3 separate regions of the Homo sapiens genome follow, and all the other regions are linked to region 1. Evidence: chromatin contacts called from ENCODE Hi-C or POLR2A ChIA-PET data. All regions are on one chromosome and are shown on one strand. Each heading gives the region's core, a stretch centred on a gene start or an enhancer-like site at or near the end of the contact. The rest is flanking DNA. Distances are from core to core; before and after follow the strand shown. Region 1 holds the start of SOBP (sine oculis binding protein homolog). Region 2 overlaps PDSS2 (decaprenyl diphosphate synthase subunit 2). Region 3 overlaps PDSS2 (decaprenyl diphosphate synthase subunit 2).

The links. Hi-C counts contacts between places; a loop is a spot of excess contacts on that map. ChIA-PET counts read pairs that join two places held with the same protein, here RNA polymerase II (POLR2A). Pooled maps may share reads with other maps.
Region 2: a loop to region 1 is called in a map of heart right ventricle, with 2.1 times the contacts of the local background. The contact joins the enhancer-like site here to the promoter of SOBP in region 1. A Hi-C loop is called at or near these places in 2 of 168 maps with a recorded cell type or tissue (endothelial cell of umbilical vein and heart right ventricle) and 3 of 50 pooled maps. POLR2A ChIA-PET finds 5 or more read pairs at or near these places in 2 of 52 experiments (Panc1 and activated T-cell).
Region 3: a map of prostate gland shows a loop between it and region 1 (2.5-fold over the local background). The contact joins the enhancer-like site here to the promoter of SOBP in region 1. A Hi-C loop is called at or near these places in 1 of 168 maps with a recorded cell type or tissue (prostate gland) and 1 of 50 pooled maps. POLR2A ChIA-PET finds 5 or more read pairs at or near these places in 1 of 52 experiments (activated T-cell).

The regions. Positions count from the first base shown.
Region 1 is chr6:107,488,615-107,492,797 of GRCh38, forward strand. It overlaps SOBP (sine oculis binding protein homolog), which reads left to right and starts at 1,503. Exons shown (of 7, transcript NM_018013.4): 1 at 1,503-2,098. The coding sequence starts at 2,003. RefSeq lists silencers at 1,733-1,782, 1,823-1,882.
Region 2 is chr6:107,327,647-107,332,030 of GRCh38, forward strand. The region is part of intron 2 of PDSS2 (decaprenyl diphosphate synthase subunit 2); the gene reads right to left. Among named protein-coding and RNA genes, the nearest start is that of PDSS2, 130 kb to the right of the region's middle. Within about 2 kb of position 2,670, at least 3 of the 41 ENCODE cell types and tissues checked have a DNase peak (open chromatin) inside an H3K27ac peak, as active enhancers do.
Region 3 is chr6:107,240,630-107,244,901 of GRCh38, forward strand. All of the region lies in intron 4 of PDSS2 (decaprenyl diphosphate synthase subunit 2), which reads right to left. Among named protein-coding and RNA genes, the nearest start is that of BEND3, 130 kb to the left of the region's middle. Within about 2 kb of position 1,307, at least 3 of the 41 ENCODE cell types and tissues checked have a DNase peak (open chromatin) inside an H3K27ac peak, as active enhancers do; they include prostate gland, where a contact is called at or near this core.

The sequences.
Region 1 (4,183 bases), core at 253-2,752:
TAAGAAACAAAACAATGCTAAAATGCAAATTAGGCGATGTAATACCCAGAATGAGCCTCGTTTGACAGGCCAAACTGAGATTTAATGGAAAGCTTACTCATATCCCCACACGGAATTCATTCTTTTAGGAACTTAAAAAAATTGTGTAATTTTAAGTTCCACCACTGTCATAACGAACACTCCACAGTAACATGCAGTGGAACAATGGACACCCCCATATCGCATTGTGTCAGGTAATTATGAAGTGTCGAGGCGCGGGAAGGAGAAGCCGGGAACGTCAATGTGTCCTCTGCAACGTGTGGGAGCGCTCAGAGCCGCGCGTATCACAGAAACATCATCCAGTCGTCACCCCCAATGCCTCAACCCAGGGACAGGGACAGACTCAATCAGACCTCGGCCCCAGGCGTGGCAGGAGAGGGCCAAAGAGGGGACTTGTGAGCGCAGAGGGAGCGAGCACCGCTCCATGGAGGGCAGGCGCTAGCTGGGAAGTCGGGAGGAGAAAGTGCAACCAGGCGGGGAGGGGAGGATCCCACCGGGGCGTGGCGAGGGCGTTCGGGGTCCGGGTGAGCGGGACCCTACGCGGGACCGTGCGCTCCCAGAAGCTCCCACTCAGCCCAACCTTTTGGGCGAAACCCAGGACACCCAGATAAGGGTGCAGGCGGGGTCACGCGTAAAGCTGTTACTTTGAAGCAGGGCATAAGTGAGAGAGAGATAAAGAGAGAAGGAACAAGGGGAAAAAGAAATGAAGGGGCTGAAGGCCGAGATGTCCTACTTCTAAGTAGTTCTTTGAGAGGCAAAAGCTTCATTGCCATTGCAGTCCGAGGCAGCGCCGCGTGGAGGACCGGCCGGGCGGGGCGCGGGGACCTCTCCAAGGGGTCTCCAGCCTCCGCGCACTCTGCGGTGGCCCCCGGAGGGGGAAACTATTCTGGCAGCTCAGTGGGGGGAAGCTCGTCCGGGCTGTGGTTTCCTTTCCCCGAGACCCCAGCGTTGCACCCCCGAGGCGGCAGGCTCAGTCAACCCTCCCCGGGGGACGGCGGCCCTCTAGCCAGGCGACCTCAGGTCTCGCGACCTCCCGCCGCCCAACCTTCTCCTTTCACCCCCATTCATTTTTCCTCAGCGGCTCCTAGGACGGGCTCAAAAACCAACTCCACACGCAACCCAGCCCACCTCGCGGAGCTGAGAAGCAGGGCTGGGTTCCGAGCGGGCGCCGGCGCCCCTGGCGTGTGGCGGGGAGGTGGCGGCCGCGGGGGGCGCCGCGAGCCGCCCGTGCCCGCCGCGGATGAACAGGCGGCTGCGAGCAGCCCCCGGAGCCGCGCAGCATCCGCGTATCCAGTGACGGTGGAAGCCACGCCCGCTCGAGAGCCGGGGGGCTGTCCTCGCCCCCCCCACCTTTCCCCTCCCTCCGACCCCCTCCCGGCCGCGCTCCCTCCCCTCCTCCCGCGCCGGCCCCCGGCCCGCCCCCGGCTCGGCTCGCGGGAGGCGCTGGGCGCCGGGGCTGGCGCGCTCTCCCGGGCTCACACACAGCCGCGCACGCACGCCCGGGGCCGCTCTCCGCGCCGGCCCTTGCTCCCCGCGCCCATGCGGACGGACCGAGCGACGGAAGATGGCTGACGACTCCACGGGGCCCCGAGGATGCGGCCCGGCGGCGGCGGCGGCGGGAGCGGCAGCGGCAGCGAGGGCGGCAGGGGCAGCGGCAGCAGCGGCGGCGTTGGCTGCGGCGGCGGCGGCGGCGGCAGCAGGAGCCGGAGCGACGGCGGCGGCATCCCCGAGACTCTCCGCACTATCCTTACCCGTGACAGCCACTGACGTCCTCCGCCGCTAGAAGAGACCCCGCTTCTCGGCGCCTGCCCTCCCCCTCGCGGCTCGGTCCGGCCCCGCCAGCACCGCTACCTCCGCCAGCCTCGCCACCATCAGCACCACCTCCACCGCCGCCGCCGCCGCCACCACCACCGCCGGCGGCGGCAGCAGCCATTTCATCTCCACAGAAACCAGACACAAAAACATGGCAGAAATGGAGAAAGAAGGGAGACCTCCCGAAAATAAACGGAGCAGGAAGCCGGCTCACCCAGTGAAAAGGGAGATCAATGAGGAGATGAAGGTATTTTTTGATCTCGGGGGCCAGGGAGACTGAGCTCTTTCTTGCGCCCGCTCCCCGTGGGCCGTGGTATGGATCTGGGGGGTACCGGGGCGCGCTTGTCAGTTTCTGTAGGATGCCCAGAACGGCTCCGCTCCTCCTCCAGGTGTAAAGCAGAGGCCAACTCGAGGGCTGCATCCCCGAAATTGTTGCCAACCTCAGATTTGATGAGGGGGGACCACATACTATTTAACCTTACGAATCCCAGGTTGGCACGGACGCGTTTCAGGGCGAGGGCACCGGGGACTCGAGCGGCGTTGGGCAGGGGAAGAGGCTTTCCCAGTGGACGGTGCAGTTTCTCCCCCCTTTTTGAGAATCATCCTCAGGGTCCCTCCAAAGTTAGGAGCCTCCTGGCCGGGGCACCCCGGAGAGAGCTCTATTCCACCCCTCTCCCCCAGCTCACCCTCCTGCTCCTCAATCCCGCTTCCCCCCAACCAACCAGCTGCGACGGCGTGAAGAGCCCGTCAGTGCCCGGCGAGCTGCGGCCCGAGAGGCGCGGGTCTGGGCACGGTCCTGACCGCTCTCCTCGCCCGCCCCCGCCCGCACCTCACCACTGGCAGCCTCCGCCTCCCGCTCGCCTCTGCCTGCCTCACTTCCCAGCCAAGCAGACCCCGGCCAGCCCCGCTGGAGGACAGCTGTCTGAGGGGCGGCCTTTGCAGGGCGCCTGTCCATTGTTCGCTAAGGCCGGCCCGGAGTCCTCTCGGCGAGGCTGGGCTCCCCGCCAGGCCAGCGGTGCACCAGAGGTGGAGAGCGCAGCAGCCTGGCGCTCCAGCTGTTCGCGTTAGAGCAATTGCACAAGAGCACCGCTCAGCTCTGGACCCCCTCGTTGCCCCCCACCTCCTTATTTTCCATGAAGTTGCGGCTTTTGCCTGGGCGAGGGTTTTATTCTGTGTTGATTTCACGAGTCTCTATTGATATAAAACAATTTATTTATTTTTCTGCGAGCCATCAAAAAGTAGCAGGTTTGCATTTTGCGGTCTTCTTGGTGTTCCCCATCTTCTGCATGAAATCCTTAATACTACCAGGTGGCTTAATACTACTACTTGGCCAGTTTTGGTTCAGTTTGTATTTAAAAAACAAACTGGATGAAAATGGTGTGCAAGTAAGTCAAATTTATTGCGCTTTGACGCTTTCTTCATTAGAACAAGCATTTTCTATCATAGCTCACGCTTAGCAGGGGACGCATGGATATATATCATATATGTATGCGTACCTAGGTGCATATGCTTAGCTTTACTTCTCAGAAATGTCAGAAGCAACCTAAATATCAGAATTAGGGGTTTTATTACTGGATAAGGAACTTAGTACCTGGAAGCATGAGGTGCAGCATGAGTCCAACGGAGAGTTAAGGGAGATTTGCCTTGGAAATCAATGCTGTTTCTTATGGTGGAAACCACTGTTGATTCCAATGATGGACAGTTTTATTTTATTTTTTTTAAGACCGGTAGAAGTTGTTGTTTTTTGATGGGAACAAAATTCAAACAGTCCATAATAACCATTCTTCCTCACTTACCCTTACCTCCTGTCCTGCATTTCCAGTTTACTTTTGCATTTCATTTTAGGTTGGGGGTGGGGAAGGGGGAGAGAGGTGAAAGCCACTAGGAAATCACAAGGAGCTCTGGCCCTTTAAAACGCTGCCTAATGTGATCTATATGGATGGCAGCTTTTAAGTTTCATAGGTTCTAGAATTACAAATTAGCTAATTTTAATCAAAACATGTGAAATGTTATCCCGGCTGGATATAAAGGCTGACTGTGCTCGATGCTTGGGGCTCGCGTTGTTGATTTTGGCTGCAGGCGCAGTCCGTGGTTTGGGAGATAGTTGTCCTTCTGCAGTATAACAGATGTTTGTCTGAACTGGTGAGGAAGAAACAAAAACAACATTGTGTGAAGGGGAAAAATTACACAATTTTTAGCCGATGCTGCAGGACTAAGTATGGAATTAACCTTGGTGCACAGAATTTCCTCTTTTTAAAATATTATTTTCCTTCCAAATCACCACCCACTATTTGAAGTTTTAATCCTCACCCTTTCAATCCAGAGTAGCATT
Region 2 (4,384 bases), core at 1,420-3,919, 160 kb before region 1:
CAGGGTTTCACCGCCTTGGCCAGGCTGGTCTTGAACTCCTGACCTTGTGATCCACCTGCCTCGGCCTCCCAAAGTGCTGGGATTACAGGCATGAGCCATGGTGCCCGGTCAACACTTTTCTTTTCCTTCTTTAAATATATTATATTGCTTCACATAATAACTAGCTTAAAAATTAAGATTGTTTCATGAAGAATGCTTTAGAATCTGGTTATAGCTCACATCCTGAACTACAGGTTGCAAAGGACATAATAAACTGCCATCCCTTTAAGTCATCGTCCATGTTAAACTACTCTGTAAGACTTACACTGTAAAACATGTGTTTCAAATGTTTGCGTCAGTCTAAAACACTTATGTTATACAGAAGATCCAGTCATCCAGATAGAGATTTAAATGAATACTATGTCCAAGGCATTGGTGAGTTGTAAAGGTATACAAAGCTAAGTGCCTACTCTGAAGGAGTGGGAAATCTAATAAAGACCATGAAGCAGCATGACTGGGGTCTGGAATGGCAATAATAAACCACATTTGGAAGCATATTCTATGTATGAGGCACTGTTCTAAGGGTTCTCGATGTATTAACTTATTTAATCCACTTAATAGACATGAGGCACAGAGAGGTTATCTAACTTGTCTGGGGTCACACAGCTAGTAAGTGATGAAACAAGGATTTGAACCCAGACAATTTATAACCAATATACATATTTCTTCCTCTACTTGACTACTTAATGTGGGACCTCGGAAAGTTACTTCACCTGAGTCTCAGTTTTCTCATTGGTGAAACTGTTTTCTTTTCTTTTCTTTTTTATTTTAGTAGAGATGGGGTTTCACCACGTTGGCCAGGCTGGTCTCGAACTCCTGACCTCAAATGATCCACCCACCTCAGCCTCCCAAAGTGCTGGGTTTACAGGTGTGAGCCACCGTGCCCAGCCTGAAACTGTTATTTCTGCCTCACAGAGTTCTCATTAGGATTCAAAGTTAGGCATGCTGATACAGAGAAACATTTACCAAACTTTTGCCGCTTTCCACAAGGTGTACTACTACTGACAGGGACCAATGGGTTCTGTAGTCAAATGACTGGGAAACAATATCTCAGAGTCATGATACATAAATCCGTACCTAACTCCTAAGAATTCTCAAATGAAGGAATCTCTCTAACTCTGTTTAACCTGGCATGCCCACACTTATTTGATCCCAGAACCTTTTGTCCCACTGAACACCTAGTTACAACTTAAGCTCTGGAAGAAAAATTGGTAAATGCTAACAAGAAAAAGGCATGAAATCAAAGGACCCAGTGGGTTCAGGTCTGGCTCAGCCAATTTTTAACTGCTTGCTATGGGCAACAGCTCCAACCCCTCTCCATGTCTCTGCTTTCCCTCTCAGCTTTTGCCTAGACGACTTCACTAATTCCCTGGCTGACTCTCTATCTTGGACCTCACCTCTCAGGGTCACCTTCTAAGCGTCAGCTAATTATGTTCCATAGCACAGATACAGTAACATGACCCCTTTTGCTTAAACACCTTTTTGATAATAGCTAAGAATAAGAGCAAACACTTACAGAATGCTTACTATGCCATGCAGTATTCTACTCACTCGTTTAATTCTGAAAACCATTCTGTGAAGTACATACTGAGGTGCGGCTAGCAGGTGGTGCAGTCAGCTTCCAGATTCCAAGTCCACTCTGCTGCCTCTTGAACTCCCCACAATTTATCCAGGATATCGCCCTAATTCCTCAGGCCCTTCACAGTGTGACTTCAACCTTTCCTTTCCACCTCATCTTCATTCCCTGCTTCTCATATATGAGTTTCTAGGGCTGTGAGGCTGGCCTGTAGATGGCTGCCTTCAGTTCACAGGGCATTCTCCCTGTATATGCATATCTATGTCCAAATTTCCCCTTTTTATAAGGATGCCAGTTATATTGAGTTAGGGCCTATTCTAATGACCTCATTTTGACTTGATTAGCTCTGTAAAGATCCTTTCTCCTAATAAGGTCACATTGTGAGGTACTAGGGGTTAGGACTTCAACACATGAATTTTGGGAGGGTAAAATTCAATCCATAATACCTGCATACATAATGAAGCTAGTCTCTTTTCCATAAATTCATACAATCATGTAACAGTTATGTACTGAGTGCCTATTAATTACAATGTTGGTACTGTTCTGGGCCCTGCTAGGTACTTCTATACCCCACGTCTTTGTGAGGTATAGAAGCAGGGTGCAGTGGCGGGCGCCTGTAATCCCAGCTACTTGGGTAGCTCAGGCAGGAGAATTGCTTGAAACTGGGAGGCAGTGGCTTCAGTGAGCCGAGACTGCATCACTTCACTCCAGCCTAGGTGATAGAGCGAGACTCTGTCTCAAAAAAAAAAAAAAAAAGGAAAAAGGTAACATTTGCTGCTGTCAACAGATAAACCCTAAAATTTAAGTGGCTTAACAAATAGATTTTTCTTCTCATACATCTAGTCTGTATGGATGTTCCTGATGGGCAGGTGACTTTCCTTCAAGAGTGATTCAGGGACACAGGCAACTTTCATCTTGAATGGGTCACTTCCCAGATCATCTGCTTAAGGAGTATTACAGATGCAACATTTTTATGGCCAGGAAATAGTAAATATCACTTCTACTCCTACTCTATTGGCTAGATCTCAGTCACATGGCCAGCCACCTGCATGGGAAGCTGAGAAATGTAGTCTAGCCGGGTACTCAAGAAGAAAAGAAAGTGCGTTTGGCATACTTGCTTCAGTCTCTTCTACCAGTTAAGGTGCTGGGAAACTTCAGGAAATGAAAGTAGAGTGCAAATATGTTCAGTCTGTGGTCTGCTTTTAACTACTAGTTAGAAGAGAAGATTGAGTCAGTTCTTGATAAAACAACCGAGAAAGTGGAACCATCAGCCAAAATATTCACGTGAATTTCTGTAAACTTAATAATCATATCATGAGAAAAATCTATAGTTTTTAATATGCATTATATATTGTAATAAACTATCTTTTGTACACAAAATAAAACTATGCTATTACTAATAGAATGGGAAGTTGTAAACATTTTCTTGATTGTAGCTAGGGATAACTGTAAATTTAGTAATACTTGACTGGCTTTGCAACCAATTTTTTAAAAGTCAAGGTTAGTGGAATAAACCTAAAGTTCACAGTCTTGTTGGCAAAAGGCTATGGCGAATGTTTACAGTACATTTTTATAAATGTGGCTTTCTTGCCCGATTTTCAAAATGTAGTTATTACATTTTAGCCTAAATTCTGCCTCTCCTGGCTGTTATATGATTAGTTCACTAGACATCCACAGCACCAATTATATCCTTAGGCCAAACAAAAGAGATCACCTAACTCCCATTTGGTCCTTCAGGTAATTTACTCAGGTCCCGTTATCTGATATCAAAGTCAAGTTTTATGAGAGAAAAAATACCAACAAGGTAAATCCCAGTAGTTTGGAGGTGAATTAAAAAGCTCCCAAATTAGTACTTCCCTCAAATGTTAAATAATTCACTGTAGCATTATAGATACAAGACTCCAGCAAAAGTTACACTTGAACAATTAAGGAAGCAAGAGCTAAACAAATGACTTCAGGGGTAGAGAAACAAATTAATGGTTTCTCATAGCACTATACCAAATTACTTTTTCACATTAACAAGTGTGTAAAACACCCAAACACCCCCAATGACCTACTAGATGAAGTTTGATTATAGAAAATAGCCTGGGTTTACATGCCAGGATTATTCCCTAAATGTAACTGTGGATTCTATACACTTGAGTATAAAGCCCATTTATGTTATTTGGAAAGGTTTCATGTTCACAACGTACCCCTACTCTTTTCCAAAGTTCTTTTAGTCAAATTGCTTGGATTATAATGACCATCTGCCAACATGTTATGTGAAGGACCAAAAGCAATGAAATTGTTTCCTAGAGGCTAGACAAGAATTAGAAACACAAGGTTACATCACAGTGCACCATGTGCATACAGATTAATAGCTCCTGCTGAGTAGAAAGAGTATACACTTTGAGATAAAAATGGGATTTCAATCCCAACTCTATCACTTTCTAGCTAAAATATTTCAGATAAGTCAACCTGAGTATTAGCAATCTCTTCTGTAAAATAGGAATAACTTACTTATGTAACAAATATTTATTGAATATTTACTATGTATCAAGTAGTATTTTGCAAGGATTATTTTAGGATTAGAGATAAAAAAAATAGTAGGTGCTCATTATCTGTATGTGTGGTTATCCAAATATACAAGCAGATGACTAATAAGAAAGGGTCAAAGTCAGCAGACTGAAAATCAATGGAATTCCTAACCGAAAACAGAGATATATGGGATACAAGGCAATGTGAGGTCCATTTGCTTTCCAGGGACTAACAGGTAGTTAGTACTCACTC
Region 3 (4,272 bases), core at 57-2,556, 250 kb before region 1:
TCAGGTGATCAGCCTGCCTCCACCTCCCAAAGTGCTGGGATTACAGGCGTGAGCCACCGCACCTGGCTGAGACCCTACCTGTAAAAAATAAAAATTTAAAAAAAAAAAAGCAATTTTTCTATTTCAAATGCTTCTTTCTTCAATGAGCTAACATTTAAAAAGCAGAGAGGGGAGATATTTTCTTATAAACACTAAAGAAAGCAGAATGGCTAATTTTTATTATAATGAGCAAATGGTTCACAAACTAGCCAATGCAAAAATGAAAATATATTTCAATGGATAGAACAAAGGATGAATTTCCTAAGCTATTTTGTATGTTTATATAGCTGTAATTCAACTTACTTAGTACAGTAAGTATGAGTAAGTAATAGCACTTTGGGAGGCTGAGGAGGATGGGTCGCTTGAGGCCAGGAGTTCAAGACCAGCCTGGCCAACATGGCAAAACCTCGTCTCTACTGAAAATACAAAAATTAGTGAGACGTGGTGGTGTGTGCCTGTAGTCCCAACTACTTGCAAGGCTGAGGCACAGGAATCGTTTGAACCGGGTAGGCAGAGGTTACAGTGAGCTGAGATCGCGCCACTGCACTCTAGCCTGGGCAACAGAGCGAGACTCGGTAAAAAAAAAAAAAAAAAAAAGTATTAGTAATATAAGTCATGTACATTTTCACAGCTTTAAGGAGAATTAGGTAATTGCTCTACAAACCTCTTCTTCTTCTTTTTTTTTTTTTTTTTTTTTGAGACGGAGCCTCGCTCTGTCCCCAGGCTGGAGTGCAGTGGCGAGATATCGGCTCACTGCAAGCTCTGCCTCCCGGGTTCACACCATTCTTCTGCCTCAGCCTCCCGAGTAGCTGGGACTACAGGCGCCCACCACCACGCCCAGCTAATTTTTTGTATTTTTAGTAGAGACAGGGTTTCACCGTGTTAGCCAGGACGGCCTCGATCTCCTGACCTCGTGATCTGCCCGCCTCAACCTCCCGAAGTGCTGGGATTACAGGCGTAAGCCACCGCACCCGGCTGCTCTACAAACTTCTTTTGGAGAAGGTGACTTCTAATGTATCCAGTTCCAATTCCCTTGCATTTTTTGCTATGCATCTACCTTAGTCACATATATGCTATTTAACAGAAAGCTATTTTCCTACTACCCAGGATCTTCACCACTGCATTAAGCTGCCATATAGAAAACAGACTGCTATTGTATCCTCTTACCCCTAGAAAGATGAAATGGTTTGCAGCTTCTTTTAAATCACAAAAAAATTCTTTTGTGTACTAAATTGGCCCAAGGCTACGGAGGTTGTGCAACAGAGATCCACAGAGGAGCCTCTCTTCCCACATGACCTCCACTTGTGGCTGCTTCCCAGTCCTGCCAGAACATGAAAACCTTGAAAGCACTCCATGTGGGGGCAGTGCTCTCTCTGGCATCTGAAGTACTTCTTGCGCTGTTAGAAAAAACAAATTCTGAAGAGCCATTGCAATGGTAAGCACACTCAGGAAAAAAAGCCAGAATTTTTCTGGTTAGGAAGGGAAATGTGGTTAACCTAAATTGGACCTGAGGCACAAATGGAGGCATCAAGAAGCACTCCCACTACTACAGTTCAACTATGCATTTTTGTTTCCATTCTTTTTGAAAAAATTATTATTATTATTATTATTTTGAGACGGAGTCTTGCTCTGTCGCCCAGGCTGGAGTGCAGTGGCGCGATCTTGGCTCACTGCAAGCTCCGCCTCCTGGGTTCACGCCATTCTCCTGCCTCAGCCTCCTGAGTAGCTGGGACCACAGGCGCCCGCCACTGTGCCCGCCTAATTTTTTTATATTTTTAGTAGAGATGAGATGGTCTCGATCTCCCGACCTCGTGATCCGCCTGCCTTGGCCTCCCAAAGTGCTAGGATTACAGGCGTGAGCCACCACGCCTGGCCAAAAATTATTATTTTTTAAGAGACAAGGTCTTGCTGTCACCCAGGCTGGAGTACAGTGGTGTGATCACAGCTTATTGTAACGTCAAACTCCTGGGTTCCAGTGATCCTCCTGCCTCGCCTCAGCATCCTGAGCAGGCATGGGCTACCATGCCCAGTTATTTTATTTTTTGTAAAGATGGGGTCTTCCCATGTTGTCCAGGCTGGTCTTGAACTCCTGGCCCCAAGAGATCCTCCTACCTCGGCCTCCTAAAGTGCTGGGATTATAGGCTTGAGCCACCACACCATTCTGTTTCCATTATTAAAAAAGAATGGCCCTTTAAATGGTTTGGCTATTTTCAGAAATTTAACTGCTTAAAAAAGGGCTATGAGGAGGTGGCAGGGAAAGAGGACAGATGAATGAAGCAGTGCTATAAAGTCTCTTTAATAAAATGTAGCTAATGAAGGTTAGCATTCCTCTGAATCTCTGTATTTAAATAAAGTCAGCAATTGGTGCTTGCTAAGTGGTGGTTCAAGTACAATCAACAGCCCTTCAAAGACTTTGTTGCTTCTTCTTTTCTCTTTTTCAGGAAGAAACACATTAAAAATATTAGAAAAAGCATGGGACTGAGAGTCAAGAAAAACCTGGGTTCATTATGAACTGTGAAACATGTTAATATATTAACAAATAATTTTCAGACACTATGCTTTCCTGCCATTTGTTATGTTTGAATTTCAGGCTTTTCCTCTATAAATGGGAATACCAACAAATGTCACCCTTTTCATAGGTGATTGTGTACAAAGAAAGTATAAGCAAACTGTAAAGGGCTATCTAAGTATTAACTGTCGTAGCTGTCAGGTTTCCCTGACATAAAAAATACTTAAAACATGGTCACACAATTATTAATGAACTGAGCTTATTATAGTGGACAAATGGTAAGAGTAGATAAATTAAGAACCTTAAAACCAACAATAATGCTTTCATGTAAAAATTAACATATTTAATTGTGAAATATAGATATCTTATATGGAACTAAGTTGAACACTCTGGAAATATCCCAAGGGAAAACAGTGTCTCAACAGCCAGAACTGGTCACTATAATTATCATAGAGTGGGATCTCAGGTATGGCAGACAGATGCTATCAAATCAGGTTTCACTAAAGTACAGAAGATATGGGAGCGGGTACGGGGAAGTGCTGGGTAGAGAAAGGCAGGTCCTGGCTGGGGCTCCACTCCTACAGACCTAGGTGAGGACAGGCACTCCTGCTTTTGTGCCTAACTGTTGCATTTTCCAAGACCACTGTGGTCTGCCATGCCCCCATCCTGGGCTGGGCATGGTGGCTCACACCTGTAATCCCAGCACTTTGGGAGGCTGAGGTGGGCAGATCACCTGAGGTCAGGAGGTCAAGACCAGCCTGACCAACATGGAGAAACCCTGTCTCTACTAAAAATACAAAATTAGCCAGGTGTGGTGGTGCATGCCTGTAATCCCAGCTACTTGGGAGGCCGAGGCAGGATAATCGCTTGAACCCAGGAGGCTGAGGTTGTGGTGAGCCGAGATCGTGCCATTGCACTCCAGCCTGGGCAACAAGAGCGAAACTCCATCTCAAAAAAACAAACAAAACAAAACAAAAAAAGAGTCTGGGCTCTTGACTTCAAATCCCTGAGAGCTAACAAGTTGTGTGACCTTGGGAAAATTACTTAACCTTTTCTCAACCCCAGTGTTCACATCTGTAAAATGGGGATAGCAGTAGTACCTATCTCTCAGGATTTCTGTGAGGATTAAATGAAGAAACACAGGCAAATCACTTACTACAGGGTTATTTGCTTAGCTGTTGTCATCTTCATCATACTATCTATACAACGTAACTTTTTACAAGTGGAACTAGACCAGTAGTCACCCATTTTACAATCAGATATTAACCTCCATCCATAGTAGTGAACTTGCATGTCTTTGAAAGGTCCACTGTGGTCATCCATCCTGTGAGGTCTCTGCATACCAATATGCTGCTTAGGTGAGGCCAGATGTGCCTACTAGGAACTGTGGTTACTTGAACCAAACGTTGGCAGATGTCCAAAGTGCAATTCTTCATATTCTAACCAGTCTCTGAACCACCCAGAGTCCCTGGGTTATACTTTTAAATTTTAAATTTCTTATCCAAGTTACTCATGCCCTATGTTTCACTTCTAATAAAATTTATCTTCCTTTTTTCAAATGAAAATGTCAAAAAGCTTAAGATGTGCATATGTGCATACCTTTTCTAATTTGAAGTGAGTGAAATCTTGCTAATACAGAAGCTAAAGAAGTTAGAATAATGAAACACTAAGATAGGAGCCCCTTATAATAGTATCTACCATGTTAAATGATGGTGATGGTCAAT